Regions from separate parts of the Mus musculus genome. Here region 2 is linked to region 1. The links are chromatin loops, found by intact Hi-C in ENCODE. Cell type or tissue: left cerebral cortex. All regions are shown on one strand. Each heading gives the region's core, and the rest is flanking DNA. Links, peaks and the distances in the headings are about the cores only.

Region 1 (4,384 bases), core at 136-4,135:
TAGTGTGCCGTACCGAGGCAATGGGGTGACTTGGCATGGCATGATGGACTGCAAAGGGGACAGAAGTCACCATGAAACTGAAATGCATGCCCCCTATAGTCCTTTCCGAGCCCAGAGGGGACAGATATCATTTGACTATTCAAAATGATATCTGTTCCAATAATGATGTGTTCTTTGTCTTGGACTGGCGGAAATGGGGAAATGGTGGAAAAGCTATTGACATAACTTGAACACATGCTAGGTTTCTTTGGGCTGGGGCAGTAGCTGCAGCATGCTGGGTGATTGGGAGGTTCGCTGCTGGCTGGGTGGAGGAGACCCTAGACTGCAATTCTAGGATGGGACTGAGACCTAGAACTCTTAAGACACCACCTGGCCTTCCCCGCCAGCCTGGCCTCTGGAAGATGCCTGGGTGGCTTCAGGATGTGCTAGAGAAGCCAGAATGTCAGGCCCAATAAGCCTGGTGAGGGTTCCCTCACAGGCAGTACCCAGAGGCTGCTGCTGCCTTGCCTCAGAGAGCACACAGTTTCCCACCCTGATAATTCATTTCACTCCAAATTCCAGGGTGTATCAGAGGCAGGGTCAGAAAGTCATCTCAAAATCATGTTGCAATCCCCCTGGGGCTGTGTGTCTCTTACCAGCCCCTGTTCCCACCCACTACTGACCAGTATCTGGGACTGTTTAGATGACATCTCCCACTGCTTAGGAAGAGAGATGAGCTCAGGCAGGCTGGGGGCCCCCCGGAACACCATCCCATCCCCACCAGGTTTGTAGAGGAAGGCCAGGAGGTCCACGTGCTGAGTGACCTGAGTTCTTAGAACTCCACAGAGTCTGAGCTGTGGGCATCTACCTGTGCTGGCTGACCCCACGGGCCACAGTAGCCTCTTAGCCTTGCCCTGCAGCACACTGGGCATTAACCGAAGGGAAAACGGTAGCATCTAAATGCTTCCCTCTTCCAAGATTCTGACCCAGAGCAAAAATGGAAGCAGACAGCAGTGGTAGGCCATGCCCCACCAAGGCTATGGAAATGTTTATGTCCTTGTCACCTGTCTGCTCAGACAACTATCTCAAGAGCCTAAGCGTTCTCTGCTTCCATGCAGGGAGAAGATGGCTTACCAGTCCAAGGCTGCTGGAACAAGGTAAGATTCCCAGAAGGCCATGCAGCTCTGCGTCAAAGGTGCTGCTCTTTCTCAACAGTGCCATAAAGTTGGCAGTTTCCCACCTGCTTTTCTGCAGATGAGACAGGAAGATGTGAGTGGGTCAAGAAAGTTGCTACCTCACCAGCGGTTAGCTGATGGGCGGAGCGGGGGCAGGGGCAGGGCATTAAACATCTCACTGCACATACCTGCAGAACACTTAGAGACATTTTAAGGAACTAGGTATATAGATCAGTTAATAAGAGTGCTTAGCATGCACAAAGCCCTGGGTCTGATTCGCAGCGCTGCGTAAATCCTGCATGGTGCTACGTGTACGTAATCTCAGCATCCACTCACCTAGGAGACGGAGGTGTCCCGAGCACCAAGATATCAGCAGATTTAAAATGCCCTTGTCATTTGCCATCATTAAAGCAGTCAGTTTAATACTATAGGGCCATCCCTCTCAGCCGCAGCTCCCAAGTCACAGGACTCCCCAGCCTAAGGGCAGAAGCCTTCCTTAGTCCTCGGCAGGATCCACAACCAGATGGTGGGCAGCCGCGCATGCGTGCCGTCTCCCTGCACCTCCCCTCCCCCTCAGCATCTTCTCAGTCCCCCACCACCACCCACCAAAGTTATCAGTATGTCCTCATTGTAGGGTTTAAGACCCTGCACTCACAAGACTTTGTACTTAGCCAGTCCAGCCCTATGCCACTAACTCTGAATTGCAGAGATGGCTCAGCACCCCGTGCCCCAACCCTCGAAATCTTGTTGATGTACAAATCTGGGGCAAGTAGGGAGACAAACAAGCCATCAGACCTAGACTGAGCACCTAGCTACCAAAAGTACTCACAAGTCAAAGAAAGGAAAAAAATTCAGCATTGAAGGGGCCATGTCTCCCAAGAATCTGTACTCCCTTCAGCCATGAATCCATTAAATAAAACCCTCCCCTGTCCCTAAAGAAAGATACTCCTGGTAAGCAGGGCATGGAACATGTTGAGTTTAGCAAGGGAGCCACAGCTGCTGTCCAGAGCTACAGCATGTTGGAGGCGCATCTAAAGAAGCCTATGTCTGCTGGATAACACCACAAAAGACTTCTGGACACATGTAGTAAATAGCGCGGTTTCCAAGACAGCGTAGAGAGACTGCCCTCTAGTGGCTGCAGAAGGGAGTAGCGTCAAGGTGAAAGTGGGGGGTTTCCCTTCTGGGAGTGGTATCTTACAGTCCTAAGGAGGGTCTTCCCTCTAGCGAGTTTAAAGTTTCACACTTCCCTATCAGAGGTTCTGAGGAACCAAATCCACCTCCTCTCCTCTAGGGGAGGCAGCATTCAGTGCTCCTGAAACTAACTATCCATTGTTCTGGTTTTGTTTTGCAGTGATGCCTCTAACCTGGGACTGGCCTGTGTGTGTTTGTATATAGGATATTTATTTTTATACAGTTTTCACCTTTTGAAAATGCCCAAACTATGATGCATCTTACAGATCATTAAGAAAGAAAGAAGAAAAGCCTGCAGATTTTGTACAGGAAATAACCCCTTTCCCTTTTTGTTTACAAGACATTTTTGTATAAATCTGTTTCTAATACACTTTCTGTCTGTGCGTCTGCTCCTAATGTTGCATGATATTTGTGCACACTTACTAAATATCACAGCTTCATAAATTATTGTGTTCCAGTGCCAAAGGGGGCCCACCAGCACAGAGGTGCTGTGAGCTTGTGTGTGAATTCACACACACACACAAAAAAAGTGGAGGTCGGTGGTGTTTGCCAGACTACATGTGTCTGACAATATTTTACATTTTAACTGACGGTCATTATTATAAGAAAAAAATAATAAAACGTGGCAATTCATGATCCTGGTTAATCTCTAAATTAAATCCATTCTGTCTTGTGCAAGCAGGAACCCGCAGAAGTGTGGAGCAATGTTGGGAAATGTTAGTTTCAACAAAAAAAGGACAGTGTTGACTCATTTAAGACATTTTCCCTAAGTCATGGCCTAAACGCACCTGAGTACTGAGGGTTCAGCAATACCGAGGACCCTGGGGGCTGCAAAGGGGACTTCATGCATTGCTTCAGGTTTGGGTAGGGCTTCTGGCCATTTTAGTCCCTCTTCCCCACCCCCCCCCCCAACTCCTCTGTACTGTTTCTGTTGCAGTGATAAAATACCATAGCTCAAAGCAGCTTTGAGCAGCAAAGGGTTGATTTGGGCTCACGGATCCAGAGCGGGGAGTCTATCATGTCAGGGAGCTACAAGAGCAGGAAGCTGTTCACATTTCATACATACACAGGGAACAGACAAGAGAACAGAAAGTGAGGCCAGGCTATAAAACCTCAGAGCCCGCTCCAGCGAGGGACGTCTCGCCCCATGGGTCCTATAGCCTCTCCAAACCGCGCCACCAACCAGAGGCGAAGGGTTCTGGCCTATGGAGGACATGTCCCATTCAAGCTTTCTTCTGAGTTATGATCTCTAGTAACAGCCGCTTCAGAGCACACTGTTGGCTTCACAGACGTCTGTGGATCCAAGCACAGCTAGCTGAAGGAGGGCGCTTTGCCTCTTGTGACATTCTTTTCCAGTGAAGGAGAATCACCCTGCCATACACCCCCACTAGATCGCAGCCACATTCGACAAACCTCGAGTTGTTTTGTAGGAAATGGGGGTGGCTAGAAAGATTGGCTCAGTGGCTTAAAACACCCCAGCAGTGCGCAGAAATCTGCAGCTCATATTCCAAGGGAATATGACACCTCTTCTGACCACTGTGGGAGCCAAGCATGTATGTAGTCCCCACACATACATGCACATGTGTGCATACACATAAAATAGATGAGTGGTTTTAAATTCCTTTTTACAAAGAAACGGAGTTGTCAGGCTTAGAAATGGATCCATCAGTAATGAGCCAGCTGCAGAAGCCTGGGTACCTGAGTTCAGCCCATGCTTGTACCCATGGGTACCCATGTTAAAAAGCTAAGTGTTGGGGGTCCATGCTTGGATATCCAATGCTCAGATGTAGGTCCCCCAGCCTTGCTAGCCAGCCAACTAGCTTAGCCTAATCAGAAAGCCTCAGGCTGGAGAAAGACCCTGACTCAAAAAACAAGGTGGATGGATCAACGCCTAAGGTTGTCTGCTGTTGTGACACATGTCCATACACACAAATACACATACATACACAGATGTATACAGATATATACAAATACATACACACATACACATATACATGCGCATATGTATATCAATATACACATACATATATGTATACATA
Region 2 (4,384 bases), core at 146-4,145, 56 kb after region 1:
TCCATTCGCTCAATGCTAAAGATCTCGGCTTCACATTTTTTATTTTTTATTTTTTATTTTTTTTTTGCAGAAATCAAAAGGTTTCCTCCCAGAGTCCTCTGATTCATGCAGGAAAAAATCTGAGGCACCATGGACCGTCCATTCAACTGAATGCTTACGGTGACTGGCCCTAGAGCCATGTGCCCTTGACAGGGTTCACAGTACAAAAGACAACGTGGTTTTTCATCAGGGACCAAACAACTACACGCGCCCAGTGTCACCTGATACTGTCCACTGCACCGCCATCACAATGAATTTTCCAGAAACTAATACAAAAAATTGCTTCTTTAGACACTCTCTTTGTGCTTAACCTCAATAACCGTCGGGAGATGGCAAATTAACGCAATCCAATTTTTAAATGATGCCGGGGCACATGGTCTTCATCCACCAGGAAGCACATCTGGATCTCCATCACTACTAGCGAATCACCAGAATAAATTCTCGGTTCCTTCGGCGCCGTGCGCGACACAGTAACGTGTTTGGTAATTTCAGATCAGGGCTGCATCCAACGTGGCTTGCTTTTTTTTTTTTTCGTTCACCTTCTCATCCCGTAATGGGCAGATGAACGCCCACACCTCTTTCGCCCAGCAAAGGTGGGTCGAGCTATCTGGAGCCTGTGGCTGGTGACCACAAGGCCTCCGTGCCGGGCTCTAGGGAAGCGGTGTCCTCGCAGCCGACAGCTCCGCGAACTGGCCCTGTGGTTCCACTGCAGAAGGACAATAGCTCATCAAGCCCCACGAAAGCCCCCGGACCCGTCGCGGAGCCTGGGCTGGCGGGGGATGAGGCTGAGCGACTCCTCCTAGAGGTGGTTATGTGGAGAAGGAGCAATCCCTTCTCCCTCCTCCTCCTCCCCCCGCTACTATCCGCGGCCCGGAGAACTGCCGCTTGCCGCCATTGACACGCACAGATACAACCCCAAGAAAGGCAGGGTCCTGCCCAGCACCGGCGGCACGCGGGCCGAACCTGCGGCCGGGATTGGCGCGCACTAGGCCACCGGGCGCCCGGAGCCCGCGGTGCAGCACCAGGTGAGCCCGCCATGCCCATGGCATCATTGTTTCGGGGGGCGCCGGGGGTCTGGAAACAAAACCCTCTTGTCCGGGCAGTGCAGGGGCCGAAGGGAGCCACGGCGCCTCCCCGCTGCAGCCCTGAGGGCGCACCCCGGTCACCGACCCACCTCTGCCACAGAAATTAATAAATCGATCTGCCCAACTTGCTTCCTCGGGAGATAAAAGGGGGGTTTGCCGAAGACGCCGCGCGATGCCCGCCGCTGGCGAGGGGCCGGGGCACCCTGGGCCAAGCAGGGAGGATGCCGAAATGCGGGGTCCCGCGGCCAGGCTGGCGGTGCCGGGAGCCCTGGATGCGGAGCTCGGGGAGCGGGGGAGGGAGGAGGGAGGCGCCCGGGCGCCGAGGGAACCGGGAGGGGGACGCTGGCTCGCAAGGGCCGAGGGCGCGCGACCAGGGCCTCCGGGGTGCCGAGCTGGGCGCGGGGCTGACAATGGAGGAGGACGCAGAGACGCCGGGGCGGCGCGGGCGCGGAGCCGGGATGCTGCGGGAGCCGCGGGCGGAGGAGGACTTGAGGCCGAGCACTCCCCTCGGGTTCCCTTTCCGGGGCGATCGGTGCTTCCACCGGCAAATGGCGGCCCCTGAGCGGCTCGCCCTACCGGTCCCAGCTGCTTAATTTGCGCGGGAAAATAACAAAAATAATAGTAACAATATCAAGAAGAGGGGGATCAAAGTCAAGTCAGGGAAAGGCGGCAGCCGCTGCCGCGGGTAGAAATCAGCCCTGCCTCCCCGGTTGCCAGAGCGCCATCCAGGTGCACCGCTTTCCAGCCCCGCTAGCCTAGGATGGCTCCCCAGAGTGGCTTTCCACGCCTTTCCTCATGGGGGCGCCCTTAGCTCCTGCCCTCTTTGTTCCTCTCAACAATGGCCAAAGGGGCATCGAACCCCACCCCCGCCACCAAACGCCAATTGAACCTCCTTCTTCACGAGTTCAGCATTACTGATGGTGCCTGGGCTTCAAATGAGCCACGGGTGGGCCTGATTTAGGCCTGGCCATTACTGCAGCGTTTGGGCCGTGGTTCTCTTGGGATGAGGAAAGTGGGAAAGGGGCCAGTGAAAAAAACCAAAGAGTGGACGCACTCATTGGGAACTGGGCTCAGGTTGCCCAGACTGGAGCAACTGAAGCAGTTCTCCAGGTGAGCTGGCTTCAGGGGAAATCACAGCAAGAAGCCATACACCCCAGGAGGCCCCAGGCGCGATCAATCCTATGGAGAACAGCAGCCCTGGTTCAGCGTCTGTTTATGTTGAAATAAAACTGTTCAGTGGGGGGTTGGGGGGGAGAGAAAACCTTATTCAGAGTAAAATGTCTTTGCTTTTAACGTCTCAAAACAAATTAAACTGTGCCTAGTCCCCAGCCCGCTCCTTCTGCCAGAGTGAAAGCGGTTCCTTTCACCACAGAGAGAACTCTCACAAGTAAATGCTCAGAACTCCAGGACCCGTAGACGGTGCCTTGGAGTTTTCAGAAATATTGAAATGCAGGAACTCAAATATTGGAATCCCGCTGTAGGAAATTGTATCTTAATAAAATAACTCATAGCAGCAAGATCTCTTTCCTTGCATCCAAATTCCCTCTTAAAATACTGTCTTCCTGTCCTCCAGTTTGTCCTACCCTCTCTGGATCCGCTCTTCTTAGCCTTTAGATATGATTCACAGTTTCTGCTATTTCAGAACTCCATGAAAAGAACTTACCTCTGGATCCAGAAAGATTCTGACCCTATCCATATTCCTCTGCCTTGACGACAGGGCTTGTGGGATGCCTATGGCCTGCTGTGCCACAGCGAGCCCCGGACCCCCTGCTGGCTACCACCTGAGACAACCAAACCCTGTTTTCTCTACCTCCTGCTAGGGAAGCTGGAGGTGAATTCAGTGGCAGACAGTTTTAAATGGAAGAGATCAACACCCACAGAGAGGCCCGTGCAAAAATTGAATTCTCATAAGACTGTTTTGTTGTTGTTGTTTTTGTTTGTTTGGTTTTTTTTTTTTTTGTAAGAAATGGCCTTAAAGTTAGTTGCCGGCTTGATAAGTGCCTTTGAAAAGTGTGTGTTGTAGAGATGAGCAGAAAAGACATATGATCTGCTAGGGGTCAGCCAGGCAGCGTTCACTGAGCAGGAAGTCTTTTTTTTTTTTTTTTTTTTTTTTTTGGTTTGGTGTTTTTTTTTTTTTTTTTTTTTTTTTTCGAGACAGGGTTTCTCTGTGTAGCTCTGGCTGTCCTGGAACTCACTTTGTAGACCAGGCTGGCCTCGAACTCAGAAATCCATCTGCCTCTGCCTCCCAAGTCCTGGGATTAAAGGTGTGTGCCACCACTGCCCAGCAAGCAGGAACTCTTAAACAGATCCAGGCAGAGAGAGCAACATGGATTTGAGGAAATCGGGGCTCTACTCTCTGTGAGCACCCCACTTCCAGCCTGGGAGATGCTAAAATAAAAATGTAGCCAACACAGGAAAAAAATTTTATCACTTACTTGTGCTCCTGGGAAATTGGGTACCTTCTATTGCCTAGGGGTATGTGCCTGTGGACAAAGACTGTGTGCGTGGCAGTTAGGCACTGGTTTTTACGTGTGTGTGTGTGTGTGTGTGTGTGTGTGTGTGTGTGTGTGTGTGTATCTGTGTTAAGTCTACATGTGCCATAGCGCCCATAGAGAGGTCAGAGGACAACCCCAGGGATCAGGCCAGGCTGGTTTTGTCCTTCCGGCAGTTCTGCCCTTGGGCTTCTGACAGTTCTGACTGTGGCTGAAATTTCTCTGAAGGGCTACTGGAATTGCACATACTCTATGCATCGGGCTTTGACGTGAGTTCAAGGATTTGAATTCAGGCCCTCATGCTTGGGTGGCAAGAGTTTTGGCCCAAGGAGACATCTCCCTAGCCCTGAGTTTGGCACCGCTAAGCATATAATAGTCACATGCTATAAAGTGGCAATTAGAATTTTTTTTCTGATACTGTTGTATTTACTTACTGTGTGTGTAGTGTGAGGCTGGGGGTCAGAGGGCAGCTTGCTGTCCTTTCCTGTGTTGGTCCTGGAGATCAAATTCAGATTATGAGGCTTGACAGCAAGCACCTTTCTCTCTAAGCTGTCTATCTCCCTAGCACTCCGTTTCTCAGTATACATCCTACTGAAGCAGACAGTGAGCTCCCTGCGTGCAAACATTCATGGCAGAGTTTTGGTGGTTTCAACAAGGAAAACCCAGTAACAGCCACTAGTAAGGAATGCTCCATCATCCTTCACATACCTTTGTTCTGGAATATGAGACAGCCATGACGAAGAATAAGATTGGCGAGTGTATACAGAG

What was found. Hi-C counts contacts between places; a loop is a spot of excess contacts. Peaks named below come from ENCODE experiments on the same cell type or tissue, not always from the same donor. Only the 100,000 strongest peaks of a DNase experiment are listed, where the experiment ranks them.
Region 2: a loop joins it to region 1, with 2.3 times the contacts of the local background. A loop is called at or near these places in 1 of 42 quality-filtered maps.

Annotation. Positions count from the first base shown.
Region 1 is chr10:61,836,830-61,841,213 of GRCm38, reverse strand. Col13a1 (collagen, type XIII, alpha 1) reads left to right here. Exons shown (of 41, transcript NM_007731.3): 40 at 1,098-1,136; 41 at 2,506-2,980. The coding sequence ends at 2,508. Among named protein-coding and RNA genes, the nearest start is that of Gm40674, 6.1 kb to the left of the region's middle. In left cerebral cortex, for the core only: a CTCF peak has its summit at 2,282 (motif pointing left); DNase peaks (open chromatin) are centred at 2,236 and 3,740.
Region 2 is chr10:61,780,463-61,784,846 of GRCm38, reverse strand. It overlaps Macroh2a2 (macroH2A.2 histone), which reads left to right and starts at 983. Exons shown (of 9, transcript NM_207000.2): 1 at 983-1,064. It overlaps Gm2137, which reads right to left and starts at 2,820. Exons shown (of 3, transcript XM_006514419.2): 1 at 2,788-2,820; 2 at 1,214-1,696; 3 at 25-745. The coding sequence starts at 2,820. The coding sequence ends at 575. In left cerebral cortex, for the core only: CTCF peaks have their summits at 821, 1,913 (motif pointing right) and 2,879 (motif pointing left); DNase peaks (open chromatin) are centred at 832, 1,627 and 1,854; H3K4me3 peaks cover 2,153 bases; H3K27ac peaks cover 2,108 bases.